Regions from separate parts of the Mus musculus genome. Here region 2 is linked to region 1. The links are chromatin loops, found by intact Hi-C in ENCODE. Cell type or tissue: heart. All regions are shown on one strand. Each heading gives the region's core, and the rest is flanking DNA. Links, peaks and the distances in the headings are about the cores only.

Evidence for each region. A loop is a pair of places that touch in the nucleus more often than their neighbours do. Peaks named below come from ENCODE experiments on the same cell type or tissue, not always from the same donor. Only the 100,000 strongest peaks of a DNase experiment are listed, where the experiment ranks them.
Region 2: it touches region 1 in a loop (2.1-fold over the local background); 2 of 42 quality-filtered maps call a loop at or near these places.

Annotation. Positions count from the first base shown.
Region 1 is chr4:63,006,803-63,014,880 of GRCm38, forward strand. All of the region lies in intron 1 of Zfp618 (zinc finger protein 618), which reads left to right. Among named protein-coding and RNA genes, the nearest start is that of Gm30764, 31 kb to the left of the region's middle. In heart, for the core only: no CTCF peak of the experiment used is centred there; a DNase peak (open chromatin) is centred at 3,659.
Region 2 is chr4:63,115,094-63,123,171 of GRCm38, forward strand. Zfp618 (zinc finger protein 618) reads left to right here. Exons shown (of 15, transcript NM_028327.1): 11 at 108-347; 12 at 3,453-3,536; 13 at 6,238-6,315. Among named protein-coding and RNA genes, the nearest start is that of Ambp, 35 kb to the right of the region's middle. In heart, for the core only: a CTCF peak has its summit at 3,985 (motif pointing left); a DNase peak (open chromatin) is centred at 3,918.

The DNA.
Region 1 (8,078 bases), core at 1,712-5,711:
TAGATAGGAGGTGGCAGGACCCCACAGCCACTTTGTAGAAGGAAAGCCTACAGTCCACTCCCATTTGGCTTCATGTCACCTTCGCTTGTGAGCAGACAGTGCCCACTGTTGTTGCTTTGGAGAGATGAGGCCTACTGATGGGGGTGGGATTGGGAACGTGTTCTGAGGCAAGTGGGGAGGCCTGAAGGCTTGGGAGCAGAGGTGAGGTGGCCGTCGATCAAGCATTCAAGCATCCTTATACTCACCATGAAGAACATGAATCCCGTGGGTGGCCAGTGCCCCAGTGACCATGACAGGGACACGAGGACTCCTGCCCAGCTGGTCCCATTGGGGATAAGAACATTTAGTCCAGCTGCTTGTGGTTCTCCAGCTGCAAGGCGACTGTCTCTGTGTGTCCCTCTGTGTAGGAGAGCACTTTCCCTGCAGGAAGAGCACCTTCTGTCCCAGTTCTCCAGATAAACGTGGGGATGGGGACTTCCCCATCTTTTTAAGGGACACTGCACTGCTGGCTTTTGGGACTTCATCTTGCTTAGGATGCAGCTTAGGATCATTTTTGGCAGTCAGTTGTGTATCTTGTTGAGAGGGCGCAGGGGTAAAGAGAGTGTGGGATGGGGCTGCCAGCTCCCATAGAGACAAGAATGGGATGATGGGAAGAGGCCACAACTCCATTTGACCTTGTTTGATCCTCTCTTGCACTGCACATGACAATCCCAGGGCCTCCTCACTGGCTGTCCCTCAGCTGGCTTACTGGATATGCTTCTCACCAGGACTTTTCTTGGGGACTCTTTAAAATTACTTTATCCCGCATCTTTTGGGGCTTCATTTTCTTCCATGGTTCTATTCCCACCTAACAGCACATACCCTTTAAAAAGAGATTTACAGATTTCTTTCTCATCCCTATCTTTGTTTCTCAACCATAATCCTGGGACGGGGCTTAACATTATTTATTTTGAGCTTTTCTAAAATATTATATTTATTTGTGCACATACACATGTGTGACACAGTAGATGCTGAGGGCCAGAAGACATATACAGGTTCTCTCTTTCCATAATGCAGGTGCCAGTAATGGAAGCTAGGCCGTCAGTCTGGGCAGCAAGTGCCTTCAGCCTCCCTTCCCAGCCATTTCTACGGCTCCAGCTTTTCATTTTAAAATAATTTCAACTTTAAAAAAAACTTACAAAAATAATAGCAAACATTTGCACAGATTTCCACCCAGCTTCTTCAAATGTTAACACCTCGTATAATTATAATATAATGTTCGAGTTATACTATGAAATTAATATTGATACAGGAAATTAAATTACAGGTTGAGTTTCGCTTATCTGAAATTCCTAGGAGCATACATATTCCAGATTTCATACTTTTTCAGGTTTTGGAATATTTGCATATACTCTGCTCTGTCATGTGCTCCTAATCGAGAAGTCAGAAATTAAAAATGTGTTGAGTCCAGCGTATACGTTTTATGTGTGTATGAGGATCTGGAGGCAGCATTGGCTGTTTTTAGGCACCTTTTTGAGACAGGGTCTCTCACTGGCCTGGAAGTTTGCCAAGTTCACTAAGCTGGCTGGCCAGCAAAGCTCCAGGAGCTCACTGGTCTCTGCTGCCCATCTCTGCGTCGCTGGGATCGCAGCCATACACCAGCGTTCCCCATTTTCCCGTGGCTTCCCAGGATCCAGAGTCAGGCCTTTGTGCTTTCAGAGCAAGCCCTTCCCCTCCCGCCCAGGCTCCTAAAGCTTCAGTTTTATAGGCAAATACTTTATTATCTCTTATGTCATATTATATCATATCATGTCTGTCTGTCTGTCTGTCTCTATCTCAGAAGTAATGAATTTTCAGAGTATTTAGATTTCTGGTTTTGGGTCAGGGTTACTTAGTTCATAACAACAATACTATAAATTAATCTCTGTTCCTTACTCAGAATTCGCCAGTGGTCCCATGATAGCCTTCTTCTATCCCAGCATCCAATCCAGGGTCCCACATCCATGGAGCTGCCATGTCTCCTTTGTCTGGGCCCAGATCCCTGCTTGCTCTTTGACTTCTGAGTCCTTGGCCCTTTTAATGAGCTTCCAGCGGTTGTGTAAGCCCACCTCCTGGCTGTCAGATACTTGTCAGATAACTGGAGCCATGCTTTTCTAACAGGAATGTCCATCCCAGTTGTGATGTCGCTTTCCCTGTGTCTTATGTGGTATAGATGCTGGTGACATTAACCTGGAGCACCTGGTGGGTGGGGTGTCTGCCTGGTTTGTGCAAACACACTCATGGGCTGATATTTCCAGACTATGTCAATATTTTGCTACTTCCTCTTCGTCATTTTTAGCATCTATTCTGGATTCCTGCTCAACAGTGAGGGCTGTGATGTCTGCAAATATGATTTTCTATTTCCTTCATTTCCCCTATACTTATTAACTAGGATTCCCCATAGGAAAGCCCTCCCTCCCTCCCGATCTTCTTTCGCTCGTTTTCTTACTCCCTTGTGTTAGCAGTGTACATGTGGATGTGTATTTTAGGTCTCTGAATCTGTCATATGGGTGTAGACTCAGAGTACATATTTTTTTTCTGTTATTGCCATTAGTATTTTTTTATTTTTATATTTATTTATTTAGTTAGTTATTTTTTGGTTTTTTGAGACAGAGTTTCTCTGTATAGCCCTGGCTGTCCTGGAACTCACTTTGTAGACCAGGCTGGCCTCGAACTCAGAAATCCGCCTGCCTCTGCCTCCCAAGTGCTGGGATTGGCTTACGTTGTTGCACATTTGGCTAGTAGCAGCTCCATCACAAAGTCCATCTGTCTTTTAGACAAATCGCCATCTATATAGAACCCTTATAGGCAATCTAGGTCTTGAGAGGGTGCTCCTAGCTCTCCTTGTACCTCAGCCAGGAAGCAAGGGGAGAGTTCTGCCTATATTGTTCATGAGTGTATTCCTGCTGTATATAGTGTCAAGGTACACAGTAGGCTCACGAGGCATCATTGCTGGGTGAACAGTTATGAGGAGGAATCTGGAAAGGAAGATGTGGCAGCCAGCTTCCATAGGCTGGCTTCCATCCCCTGGCTTGCTTCCCCTCCAAGGTCTGAAAAAGCCATTGCCAGTGGAAGGGGAATCTATGTTCTCTCATTTGCTGTTAGTCTTATTATCCATGTTAATGGTTTGACAGGAGCCCAGGGCTTCCCAATCATGTAGAGCTATAGCCAAGCACACAGTGCACTGGGGAACAAGCTGGCAGCTGAGAACCTGAGACAGCCCAGTCCCTGCCAAAGGCTCTGTTGAACCCCAGCCATGGTGGGCATGCTGCTCTGTGGCAAACGGCAGAGCTCCTGGGGTCCCATGGAGTGTGTGGTTTAGGTTGCCTGAAGCCACTTGTAGTCTCCAGTGTCAGGCAGGACTCACTTGAATATTTTATGAGTATTTCTTTATGAAAGATTTAAAACTCAGTCACATTGGCTAAGAAAAAGCCAGTGATAATCAGATTTCTATTTATGAGGTGTGTGTGTGTGTGTGTGTGTGTGTGTGTGTGTGTATGTGTGTGGTATGTACACGAGTGTTAAAGTATGCATGTCCCTGAAGAGGAAACTGGCTGGTAGGCCTTCTAGTCATCCCTCCTGGCAAACTCTGGTGCCAGTAGAGAACTTGGCAAGTTGTTGCCACTTCACAGTCAAGAGAGGCCTGGCTGGCTCCTGGTCTCCTGTTGCCAGGTCTTCCTCAAGCAACATGAAGCCTTTGCGAAGCGGAACCTTCCCCTTGGGCCACAGCCACACCAGCACTGCCTTCATCCAGCTACTCGGTTTGCCTGGTGGAGGGCTGAGGTCTCCCTTATTCTGCTGCACATGGGTCTTGGGAAGTGGGGGAGGTGGGGATATATGGCCTAACTCTGTAAAAGGAGAAACTGAGGTCCAGAGAAAGGGAAGTGATCCACTCTTCATAGGGCACAGAGGAGAAGTTTAATGATCATAAAAATATTATTCAGTCCACAGTAGAGCTGGCCCAAAAGAATCACATCACCTCTAGGATGATGACACCTGTAAGTGCTGCAACTTCACCTGGGCTGTGCTGGGCTGAACCATGTTGAGCAGGGGACTGAACACCTGGTTAGAATTAGGCAGTGAGAAGTTTTGGTCTGGATGTGAACACTGTAGCTCCTGGGATCTAGTTTGGGAGGAGGTCCCAGTCTCTAATGAGGTCACCCTCCCTACATTTATTGCCCCCATGTTTCCAACCTGCTTCCCTCAGCCAGTTGTCTTGGCAATAGGAACCACCTCTGTGATGTCTTGTTTTCACTCCGCAAGAAGCTGTTAATACATAGCTAAGTGGCTCTGGTCCTGTGCTTCTGGCTGAAGGTAGAGACAGAAGGTAGAGAACCATAAGGTACACCCCACAGGGGGCTGTCACAGCAGTGTTGGGGCCAAGGTATAAGAATGTCCTCAGTTTGCATGCCTGTGAGGTGGGCATGAACCAGCAGCCTCTTCGTAGATGACCAGAGGAGACAGTGAGTTAGTTTGAAGTGCCAGGCACAATGTCTGGCCCATGAGAAGGGCTGTGCCATTGAGAGTTGGTGACAGTCATCATAGGATTTAGTCTTAGAGGTACCTATCATAGGTCTGCTAGCTTGCTGTAGCCTTCTCAGCTGTTCCTTTTATACTATCTGAGGATGGTACCTAGCAGTTCCTCTCAAGTGGACATCTGTTGGGTAGTTACAGTGGGACCTCTGCTGGTCTCACTCCAAGCTGTGCACACGGACAGCAGCTTTCTTTGCGATTCAGACCTGGCATTGTTTAGAACTTGCCTCAGATCACATTCAACTGTTTTGCCGTTGTTTGGTACTTGAACGTATATACTGATTTATTATAGTGCTTTGGAGTCCATCAGGCCAAGGTTGGAACTTTGTGACCTGTTGTGTGCACCCCATGTCTTGTTTCTACTTGGTGACTATAGGTACTTCTCTCCAGTTCTCTGCTCTGTTTCCTCATTGGGTCAGTATTACACACATAGATACTGCTCTGGGCTTCAGAGTGAAGGCTTACAGAGCATACAGGAAAGCTGGCCTTGAAACAGGTTGTTGTTAGTGATGTGAGAGGTCCTGTTCGGGTATCTTAGGATTCCTAGGGTGGAAGGATTTTCCCAAGGTCAGAGATCTGAAGATGTTCTAGCCTCTTGTCTGTTGAAGGGATATGTTCTGTCTCTATCCAGTCACCTAAGGGACTCTTCCGTGGCATGACCCAGCAGAGAACCCAGCCTGGTGTTCCAGATTCAAAAGGGATATTCGAGAGCAGTGCTTCTCAACTCTCCTAACTGCTGTGACCCCTTGACACAGTTCTTCATGCTGTGATGACAACCCCCCCCCACACACACCTGAAAACTATTTTTGTTGCTCTTTACTTCATAACTGTAGTTTTGCTACTGATATGAATCACAACTTAACTATATGATCCATAGCATATCTGATATGCACCTCCTATGAAAGGGTCTTTCAACCCTCAGAGGGTTCTCAACCTACAGGCTGAGAACCATTGTTCTAGAGGCTGGTGGCTCATGAGTCATTTAGCTTGGATCTGACCAGGCAGACCCTTGAGGAGAGAAGAAGACCCATGTACTTGTGAAAGGATGGAGACTTTCTTAGCAAGTAAGGCATTTTGAGCTTGTATTGGCAGCTACCCAATGTGACATGCTTATAAAAATGCTTCTTTCAAAGCACAGGACTCCTTCATAAAGTCAGTATTTACTCCTGATGTTTCCTATAAGCCTGGCCTTTCTTGTGGTTTCTTACTTTGCTGTTTCTGTTACTGCTTTTGTTGTATCAAAAGCAATATATGTTGACAGTAGAACATATGGATAAGCAAAATGGGGTCGAGATTCACTCGCTCCCAGACATACTCAGCATGGATGTTGATGTATGACCATCAAGATTTTAAAATAATGCATCTATTCAGAATATATTCAACACTCACATAACTTAAACATTTTTTACACATGAAATATTTACTGAATATTTACTGTTGGTGGATAAGTTAAGGGCCAAAATGTGGAAGTCAGCTACTCCCAAGAACAGTGTATGTAAAGAAAGGAAGAGAAGATAACTTGAAAGTCTAACACCCATTATGAAGGTGACCCTGAGAGTTCTGAGCTCACTGGGGATAATTGATGTGGTGTGGTTTTGCATAGAGTGGAGGGAAATGGGAGGCAGTATGCTGTTCAGTGGAGGACTTGTGGCTGCAGTGTGGAGGTGGGTGTGAGAGCACAGTGTGTTTTGTTGTCTCCATATGGATGTCGGCTACTTCAGCATCATTTGCTGAAGAGATGACCCTTCCTCCCTTAAGTGGGCCTTGCTCCTTAGTTGAAAATGGGCTGACAGTATCTATATGACTAATTTTTGTGCTTTTGATTCTGTTGCAGGATCTATCTCTTTCTTCTTTGGTCATCTCAATACTGTCTTGTTTACTGTAGATTTAGAGTAAGACTTGAGGTCGGGGAGGACCAAGAGGTCCTCTAGTGTGATTGCTCCTCAGTAGGGTTGTTGAGTATTCTGGGTCTCTTACCTTTTCATAGTATATCCTTTATACTCAGTATGTTTTATAGCCACACTATTTGGGCTTTTATCAAAACTGGATTGAATCCCTATGTAACACTGGGGAGAGCCAATGTCTTGGTAATACAGAATCTTGGGAAACTACTGCATGAACGTGGAGTGTCTCTCCAGCTGTTAAGGCCTTTGGTTCCTTCTATTCCTTTTTCCAGGTTATATTCACCCCTAACTTTGTGATGTTGATACAAATACTGTTTTGTTTTGAGTTTTAGTGCACAGCTCTTCACTGTTAGTCTTCAACAGGGAAGCAGCAGACTTGTATGTTTATCTTGTATCCTGCAACCGTCCTGAGACTACTTGTTAGTTTCAGGGGTTCTTTGTTTCTTTATTACTTCTGCAATAGATGACATATCATCTGTGAACAAAAGCACCTTCCTACCTATGCACCACCCCTCCCTCCCTCCTTCTTTATCTCATGATCTAGGGCTTCTGGCATGAGTTGGAATAGAAATAGTTCTAAATGCCATCTTTGCCTTATCTCTGGTCTTACGGGAGAAGGCATTTGGTTTCTCTCCATTAATTAAAATACCAGTTGTGTTTTTTCCTTTGTAGATATTCTTTATCAAGTTGAGGGAAGTTTTCTTTTCCTAGGTTGCAGTCATAAATGAGTGCTGGATCTCGTCAAATGTGTATGTATTTAAAAGGGTGTGTAGTTTCTTGATATGATGAAGTACACTAATTGAGTTTAAGTGTTGAACTAACCTGGAACATGTGATCAGGATGCCTTGTTTACACATGTGAAATTGTCAAAAAATAAATAGAAGATATCCTATTAAAATATAAAAATGTATTTTAATTTTCACTTAGTTTAAAACTTCAAAATTGATAGTCCCCCTTTAATGTGTGCTGCTTTTATTAAGTCTCCAAATGTTTTAGGTGTTCTGGTAGTCTGTTACTGAATTTCTAGTTTACTGTCATATGATCTAAGGCCACAGAGGCGTTCTGTTCATTTCAGCTTGTTAAGGTATATCCAATGCCCCGGTATCTGTCTCAGTGAATATTCCACATGGACTTGAGAAAAATGAATCCTATGATGTTGTTGAATGAAATACTCAATAAATGTCAATTAGGTGAAGTTGATTGACAGTGCTGTTCAGTTTTAACTGTATTTGTACTGATTTCCTGCTCTCTGTATCTGTTGGATCCAGGTAGATGACATTAATGGTAGATTTGTTCACCTCTCCTTTAAGTGGTTTAGCCTTTCACAGTGCTGTTGGGCTGCTCAGCTGAGGACTGAGGTCCTCTCTACAGATTGTCTCCTTTATCATTGTGGAATGCTTCTTTTATGTTTGGGAGCTTTCCTTGCTCTGACTTCTACTTTGAATTCATGTACTCGCCCAGGGTTATTTTAATTAGTGTTGGTATGATATACCTATTTTTGTGTGTCTTGACTTTCAATCCATATCTACCCAGGCCTGGATCTGTTTTTGTGTTGTTGTTCTTATTGTGTTGCGTGTGTGAGTATGTGTGTGTGTAGGTTTCTTGTAGACAGTGTATAGTTGG
Region 2 (8,078 bases), core at 2,068-6,067, 110 kb after region 1:
GTTGGGCAGAGAGGCATCAGAGTGGGCCTTCAGGGACCCGTGGCTGAGAAGCCACCTCGTCGGCAGGCTCCAAGGGCCCTCAAGGACTGAGAGCATGACCCTCTCAGGTACCGCCCCCGGGTGGGAGCCACCGGAAGATCCAGACACGGGTTCTGAGTGTTCCCATCCAGAGGTCACCCCATCTCCACGCTTCGTGGCAGCGAAGACCCAGTCGAACCAGTCGGGGAAAAAAGCTCCAGCCTCCGTGGTCCGATGCACCAGCCTCTTACACCGCACGCCTCCAGCCACCCAAACTCAGACGTTCCGAGCTCCAAACTCGGGATCTCCGGCCAGCAAGGCAGCAGCAGGTACTGACGGCCTTTCTCACCGGTGCCTCCCTGGTTTCCCACCCACCACGTGCCGTAGCTGTTCCCCTGCAAGAACAAGACTGGAGTTCCCATCATGCTTTGGTGCAGACTGGGACCCATGGCCTCTGGCCACCTCTGTAACCCTGGCAGACCAAGTTATAAATCTCAGCTGGAGGTTTATACAACGAAATTTGCAAACATTTTCAAAGTAATTTGATGTTTTTTTTTCCCAAATCATGGCCTAATGGGTTCTGTTTTATTTGGCCTTTGTAAAGTTTAAAAGCCTTTTATTAAAGATTAATAGGAAGTATTTGAATATGAGGAGAGTCTGTATAAAAAGAAGTTTGGGTTTCTGGCTGTGTTAAGACATCAAATCTGGCTCCTGGGTCATGTTCCTGCAGGGTAATGGTTCGTGCCTCCTTCATAGTATGTGTCTGTACACTTCCCCTGTTCTACAATCCCCACTACACCCTGCTGCATCCCTGCCACAGTAGTCCCATGGCAGGATGGCAGGTACCATTTCTGTTTGTGACCACACTGTTGTCTGTGACCATCCAGCCCTGTTTGGACCTCATGGCATGAGCTTTCATTGTCACCTTTCAGAAAACTATCTCAAGCTGTTTCAGCATAGAAATGGCCTCCATCAAATGGGGCGGCCGACTCCAGCTCTGTCTCTGTGGGCTCCCACTCCCTAGAGTTTACCCATGAAGCCCTCCAGGAGGTAGAGACTCAGCAGGAAATCAGAGGATGTCAGCCCCAGGCCTATGCAAAAGGGGGCTATGGCTCCAGAAGGTGACTGGGTAGCAAGGTCCCCAGTAGTTGTTTCTTCCAAAACAGAAGACATACTATGTGCTAGGTACCAGTTTCCAGGAGTCCTGGGACTCAGACTTGTATGAGAAAAGCCTTGGTCTACCTACCCAGATGACTGAGGCTCTGGGTCTTTCAGTTGCTTTCAGGAGGCCAAAGCTGCCCACTAAATGTACAAAATGTTTGCATTGCGAGGTCAGATGAGTGAGCCACTGAGGTCATTTATTGGTAGCCTGTGCTTGCCTTTCCTCTGGTTTAAGAAGCTAATTTGGGCCAGGCTGTGGTTTTGTGTTTACTGTGCTTATATTTCCCAAAAGGAGGGGAGTCGACCAACCTTGAAGTGTGGATTTTTCAAATGCTGTGTTGTGACAGTTGTGTTTTTGCTTGCAGGTAGGAGGCTAAGTCAGGGGGATCAAAATTTCAAGCCCTGCTTGGGCTATGGAGTGGGTTCAAGGCCAGACTAATCAACTTAGTTAGACCCTGTCTTAAAGTAAGAAAAGAGGGTTGGGGGGTAGCTCAGTGATAAGAGTAATTATGGAGACCTTGCTTGGCGTTCCATCCTCAGCACCTTAAAAGAATTAGATTGTCCACCATGGTCTCCTTGGTGGTAGACATTGGCTCACCAGATTGTAGGGTCAGGGCTTTCTTGACTTTACCCTTTTTCTTGAGCTTTGTGGCTGAGCTTTTGAAGGTCCGTAGCATCTGCAGAGAATTGTCTGTGGAGACTGCAGTCATTGAATGTCACTGTCTCCAGGCAAGTGTCAAGCAAACCATGGGCACATCAGTGGCTGCCTCTGTGAGACTTGGAATCCCTGGGGTGGATCTTACCTGGGCAAACTGTATGGTCAAATCCAAGGGCACCAGGTTAGGGGCTGTGAAATGGTGCGTGTGAGAGGTCGAGACTGTCACTGTCATTATCCTGGAGAATATGGCTGTTTGTGTGCAGGTGGACATACACACATGGATTTATATTTCTCCTGAAATACCTACCTGCCTGTTCCCCTATGAATACAGATGAAGGCAGAGAAGGGGACCTTCCTTCTTACAGAGGAGGCACCTGCCCCAGATAAAGCCTTACGTGCTATCCTAGTGGGTCCAGGAGCCTGACAACTTCAGTGTGTCTCTCTGCCTGTTAAATGGGTCGTACTGCATTCGTGGTGTTGGGAGGATTAGCTGGTATACAGTAGGTGCTCAAGAATGAGAGCCCCTCACCCTCTGTAGATAGAGAATGAATGGGCCTCTGCCAGCTTACATGCTGTCTGGAGGTACTCAACCAAGCTGTAAGGGACACAGAGGAAGCATGGTCCTTACAGTGCCACAAAGCCTCTACAGGCTGTGGGAGAGTTTGAGGCAAATGGAAGACCTGAGCAGGCCTATAGGAACTGCCTCAGGCTGGCTGCCTCATCCGTCATCCATATCACTCAGCACTTCGTTGGGTAGGACAGACCTGCTGAGTGGTGTTTCTCCAGCTGATTTTCAAACAGCACCACTTGGAAGGATATGTAATCCTTAAAAATCCCTATATTTTGGGTGCAGGTTAAGTTAAAGCCCAGCGACTCTCCTTCTGGTCAGTGTCTCGGAGCCATTGGTAGCCTCATCCAAGCTGTATAAGGGGCAGAGATGGCTGAGTATCTCAAATTGACTTTCCTGAGACCTTCATGTACTGGATCAGCTGTGTTCTGTAGTACCCAGAGCATCATAGAAAGAAGAGCTGGGTTGTTGTCTGCTCGTGTGGGTGGGGATATAAGTATAGAGTTTTGCTTGGCCGAGTCCATCCCTGCATTGTGGGGTTTCCAGAGAGATGCTGCAGATGTAAGCTTTGGGGAAGGTACTAGACGTGGCTGACAAGGAGTTCCTACTTCCCCATGCAAGTTCTGACCCTCCTCACACAGTCTTTGGCCTTCCCAGAGCAAGTATGAAACTACCCCTCCCTACTTGTCACATGTTCTGTCCCAGAACATCCTTTATGCCTTGAGATTCTTGTTGGGTCAAAGTTGCCTCCAGGAAATGGACTGACATCCTCAATCCTCATTTGGGAGCTGTCGCAGCAGAATCTTCCAGAGAAAACAGGGAAGCTCATCCCAGCGACTCAATCCTGGAGTAGAAAATGGGGCCCTGACCTGTCTGCCGGCTGCATTTCACCAGTGTGTCCTTGGGCAGGTCACCCTTTCCCTCTCCATCCCTCTACCTCCCAGACACACATTCTCTGAGCTCCATGGGCCTCCTGCCCACTCAGCCCTGACAGACAAGCTGACCATTCCCCGTGCCATATCACGCCCCCTCTCTGCCTCCTTCCAGCAGAAAACACCTTCAGTCGTCGAGTAGAAAGCAAAGCACAGAACCACTTTGAAGAGACCAATAGCAGCTCACAAAATTCCAGCGGTGAGTCTGTCTGTGGTGTGACATGTGGCATCACGTGTCACCTCCCACAGAAGAGCAGGTACCTATGACTGGGGTCTTCTGATGCATGGTGGGGCTTGTTGGGAGAGGGGCTGGGTAGGGAAAGAGAGAGAGAGCAGAGCTTATGAGAAGCAGAAGGGACCATTATATCTAGGAGCCCGTCTGTGGCTTCTGCCCTTGCCCACAGACAGGGAACTTCCTTAATCCCAAACTCAGGCATCAACCTCGCCAGCCCAGATGGGTAACCCTAAGAGAGCCATTTGCTGAGTAGTGCCATATGTAGCAGGCTTCTTTCCAGAGAGGCAAATGGGGTGATACTGGAGCCAGAGGTCCCAGGTTCTGTACCCAATACCACAGAAGAGAGTCTCTTCTAGACCCTGCAGTGCTATGGCTTGGCCTGAGAGCTCCTGGTGGTGTTTGCTGCCACCTGGTGGCTGCCTTGTACTGGCACAGCTTGGGACTCCAGGATTTATAAAGCCTTGGCAGGAATGTGGATGGTCACCAGCAATCCCTATCTTAGAAAGGGACAGGAAGAATGTATGCACAGTTATGGCCAGGACAGGAGGGGACAGGTCTTCTGCCACTATGAAGCTGATGTCATTGAATATTAGGCCTGAGTGAATGCCCCACTGTGCTGACACTGCCTGGTACATACCTGTAGTGGGTGCTTCTTGGCCACATGGGCTTCAGCAAATGGTTCGTTCGGATCACAGATACCAGATGGAGGCTTCTGCCTAGTAGTAGACCCAAGCTCCTTCAAACCCAAGTTTGATCCCTGCTCCTCTGGCTCCAGTGAGTGGTCTAGATGAGTCCCAACTCCTCCTCGGCTGCAAGTAGCTTGAGGAGCACGGACAGCCCCAGAGAACACAGGCAGGAGGAGGGGAGGGAGTGTTGCTTTGGGCGTTGCTTGGCTTGTTTTACCTTGGTGTAAACCAAGCACTTGGTGCAAGTACCACTTGGGTCATCACTGTGACCCTCAGAGCTTCTGTAATTGGTTGGTCTAGGAGGAAAGCATGACCTGCCCGGGGCCACAGAGGATTAAGTGGCAGCCTGGAGCTAGAACGTGTCTCCTGTCATACCCTGGGCTCTCCACCCAAGCCATGCTGCACCCCTTACAGCTCTACTGCCACCAGGGCTAACGTTTATGCAGGGACAGCACTGTCATGGGCTGCTGCTTGCGCTGGCAGCCACCATTCATTGAGCACTTACGACGTGGCTGGCATGTGTTCCGAGCTCTGTGTGTTGCGTCTGTTTTCACCCTTGCCACAGTCCTGTGGGGATAGTGTTCCTGTTACTCCCACTTTCTGGATGAGGAAACTGAGGCTCAGGATAAGTCCACTGTAGCCCCAGGTCCCCCAGACTACAGGTGGAGCCAGGACCCTCCTACTTTGCCTGCACTCCACTTTGCTGCCTGCTATATTGAAGGCTTACCAGCCCCACTCTCTGGCAATGCCAGACAGTAGGAGGGCTTGCCAGAAGACAACCAAGTGGCTAAGTGCGTGGCCATATGAGCATCATACCTGGGTCACAGAGCCTCACTGTCAGAGCACCCTGAGGCTTGGTCGATATCAAGTGACACTGCCTTCTCTGATGGCTGTGCCTTTCTACCAGCACCTCTCACCTACCTTCCCACACAGACTGTGTGTCCACCAAGGAGCTCTCTCCAAAGAGGGCCCCCTGGCTCGCTCACCAGCTGTGGTGCCTTCACAGCCCGGACTGGGGAACATTTAGCTAAACTGTTTCTCTTTTGCAGAAACTGCAAGTCCCCTGATTTCCAACCCTTTCCCTCTCCTGCAGAGTAAGTGATGGTCCTGATGGGAGGGTTGAAGAGGGCACAGCAGGGCAGAGAGTGACTCTCTGGCCTCCCTGAGGTATAGACAGGCCTTGGACCACCCTGAGGGTTAGTCCCAGTAATAGCCTTGGGAGGATGCTAGGGGCTCCGGAGGGTGGAGAGGTCAGGTAGGTAGAACCCTGAGCACACAGGAGGGGGGACAGGTTACCCACTTCTGATTATCCAGACAGCCTCAGGACTTCTCTTCCAAGCCACCTTTTTCCCTCTCTTTCCCTCCCCTTCTACCTAACAGTGTGGTCTTTCTTTCCTCCCACTGCCCCCTTCTTTGCCAGGCACTAGTGTGCTTCCTGAATACTCTGAGCTTTTGGTGTCCCTGCTGCCTGCTCCACTTAGCCCATCCTCCAGCTTATCCAGTTGTACCCACTGCCTCGCTTCCCCCCTCTTTCTCTCATTGCTTCCCCCTCCCATTGTGAGTGTCCTTATTCATCTGTGCATGCGTGCATCTTGTTTCCTCCATGAACAGTGATGCTCGTGTGGTCCCACGGGCAGAGGGTTAAGCTGTGAATCCCAAGGGGCAGAGTCTGTTTCCTGGGAGCTCCTGGTGCCTGGATGTTGTCCTTCCCATGTGCTCAGAACAGTGCCTGCCACGGAGTAAGCGCCCAGGAAGCAGCAGGCCCGTTGAGTTAGCAGCCTATATCTGTGTGGCTTCCCCTCTTTCTGCTCCTGCCTCTCCTTGGCCTTTCTGTCTCCAAGCTAGTGGACAGGCCAGTTAACAGGCTGGGCCCAGGGCCCCAAGTATGCACCTGGATCCCCACCTTCGAAGCTGCCTGCAGCCCAGTGTCAGGGTGCCTGAGTATGGACCACCTGTCACATGCCCACCTGTCTCCCCAGAACCCTACACGTGCGGCGCCTGTGGGATCCAGTTTCAGTTCTACAGCAACCTGCTGGAGCACATGCAGTCCCACGCAGGTAAGGCCCAGAGACCAGCAGAACCCACGCAGAGCACACCCCCCCCCCTCCATCCCATTATAACTGGACACACACATCTCTGGCACTTCCCGGGAACTTACCTTCTGAGCCCCAGCCAGCCTGCCCTTCATAGCTGACTAGTATGAACTCTGGCATCTCAGCTCTGCCTCAGGGTGGTTTGGGGAGGAGGGAGGAAGATGGGTTTCCCAGAGGTTGCAGGTCCGAAAAAAAGACCTGTAAATAGGTTCAAGGTCAACATGAGCAGAAGCGGATGGTAGAGAGAGTCCAGCAGTTGCGTAGATTGTGCTCAGGCCTTCCCCAGGGCAGTCCTGTGCACTCACCATTTCTACCTCTTGAAAGCCCTGGTTCTCAAACTGGAGCTCATGAAGCAAATGAGCAGGGGGGAGGCTGGGGCAGAGGGAGTCCACAGGCTGCCAGGGCTAGGACCGCTCTCCCTCCCAGGCTCAGCCATCCACTGGCAGCCTTCTGAACCCATCCTCACCATTGCCATTGCACAGCTCAGGCATTCAGTTTTCCAGTCTGTATCCGCAGACATCAATCACAGTGGCACCAGCTTCTGGTCTAAATTCTACTTAGTCAGAATTACTGTGTGTCCATAGGGAGAGTCCCCAGGCCCCAGCACTTCCACAAACAGTTACTATGTATCCATACAGCTGTTGCAAGAAGCCTGGCTGGGGCCCTCCCACATGGGTACTCAGGGATCCAGGTCCTTTCCCTCTTATGGTCCTATACACCCCTGGGTACTTAGAGGCTTTCAGCTCTGACTGGTGGTGTGGGGAGAAGTGAGGGGTTACACATGTGACACAGGTCCTAAAAGCTGTCGCCATTGGCACATGACCATCCTAAGTCTGTGGCAGAAGGCTGCTCAGAGCCTCTGTCCAGGAACAACCCAACACATTGCAGAAATAACTGTGCATCTGGGCAATGGGGCAACTACTACCTGTCCATCCAGATAGCTCTTCTAGAGGCATTCGAAATAACACGTAAAGTGGGGTGGTGATGAACACATATAATCTCAGCCCCTGGGAACCGGAGACAGGGGAGTCACAAGTTTAAAGCCCTCCTTGGTGACACAGATCTTCTTTCAAAAAAAAATCAAAGAAATGAAAATAAACACTGCATGAAATATGTGTGGTGTATGATGGGGGCTGATTAGTCAGCATAGTTGTTATCATGTGTGTCCCCTGAGGTTTACAAAGCTGTCAGGTAATCCTCCAGATTAAGCCTGACTAGCTCAACTGTCCAGGTTGTCTCAGTCACTGTTGCTGGGAAGAGACACCATGACCACAACACCTCTTACAAGAGAAAGCATTTAACTAGGGTTTGCTTACAGTTTCAGACGTTTAGTCCATTATCATCATAGCAGGGAGCATTGTGGCACACAGGCAAATACGGTGCTGGAGAAGTAGCTGGGAGTTCGACATCCAGATCCAAGGGCAGCAGGAAAAGAGAAATACTACACCTAGCTTTGGCTTTTGAAACCCCAACACCACCCCCAGTGAAACACTTTCTTCCACAAGGCCACACCTACTCTACTAAGCCACACCTCCTAATCCTTCTCAAGCAGTGCCATTCTGTGATGACCAGGCATTCAAAGATATAAGCCTATGGGGGCCATTCTTACTCAAACCACCACACAGGGGTAGACCACCACATTCCACTCCCTGGAATCCCACCCCCTCCCCCCGCCCAGGTTTGCAGCCATATCATAAAGCAAAATTGCATTCAATTCAACTTTAAGA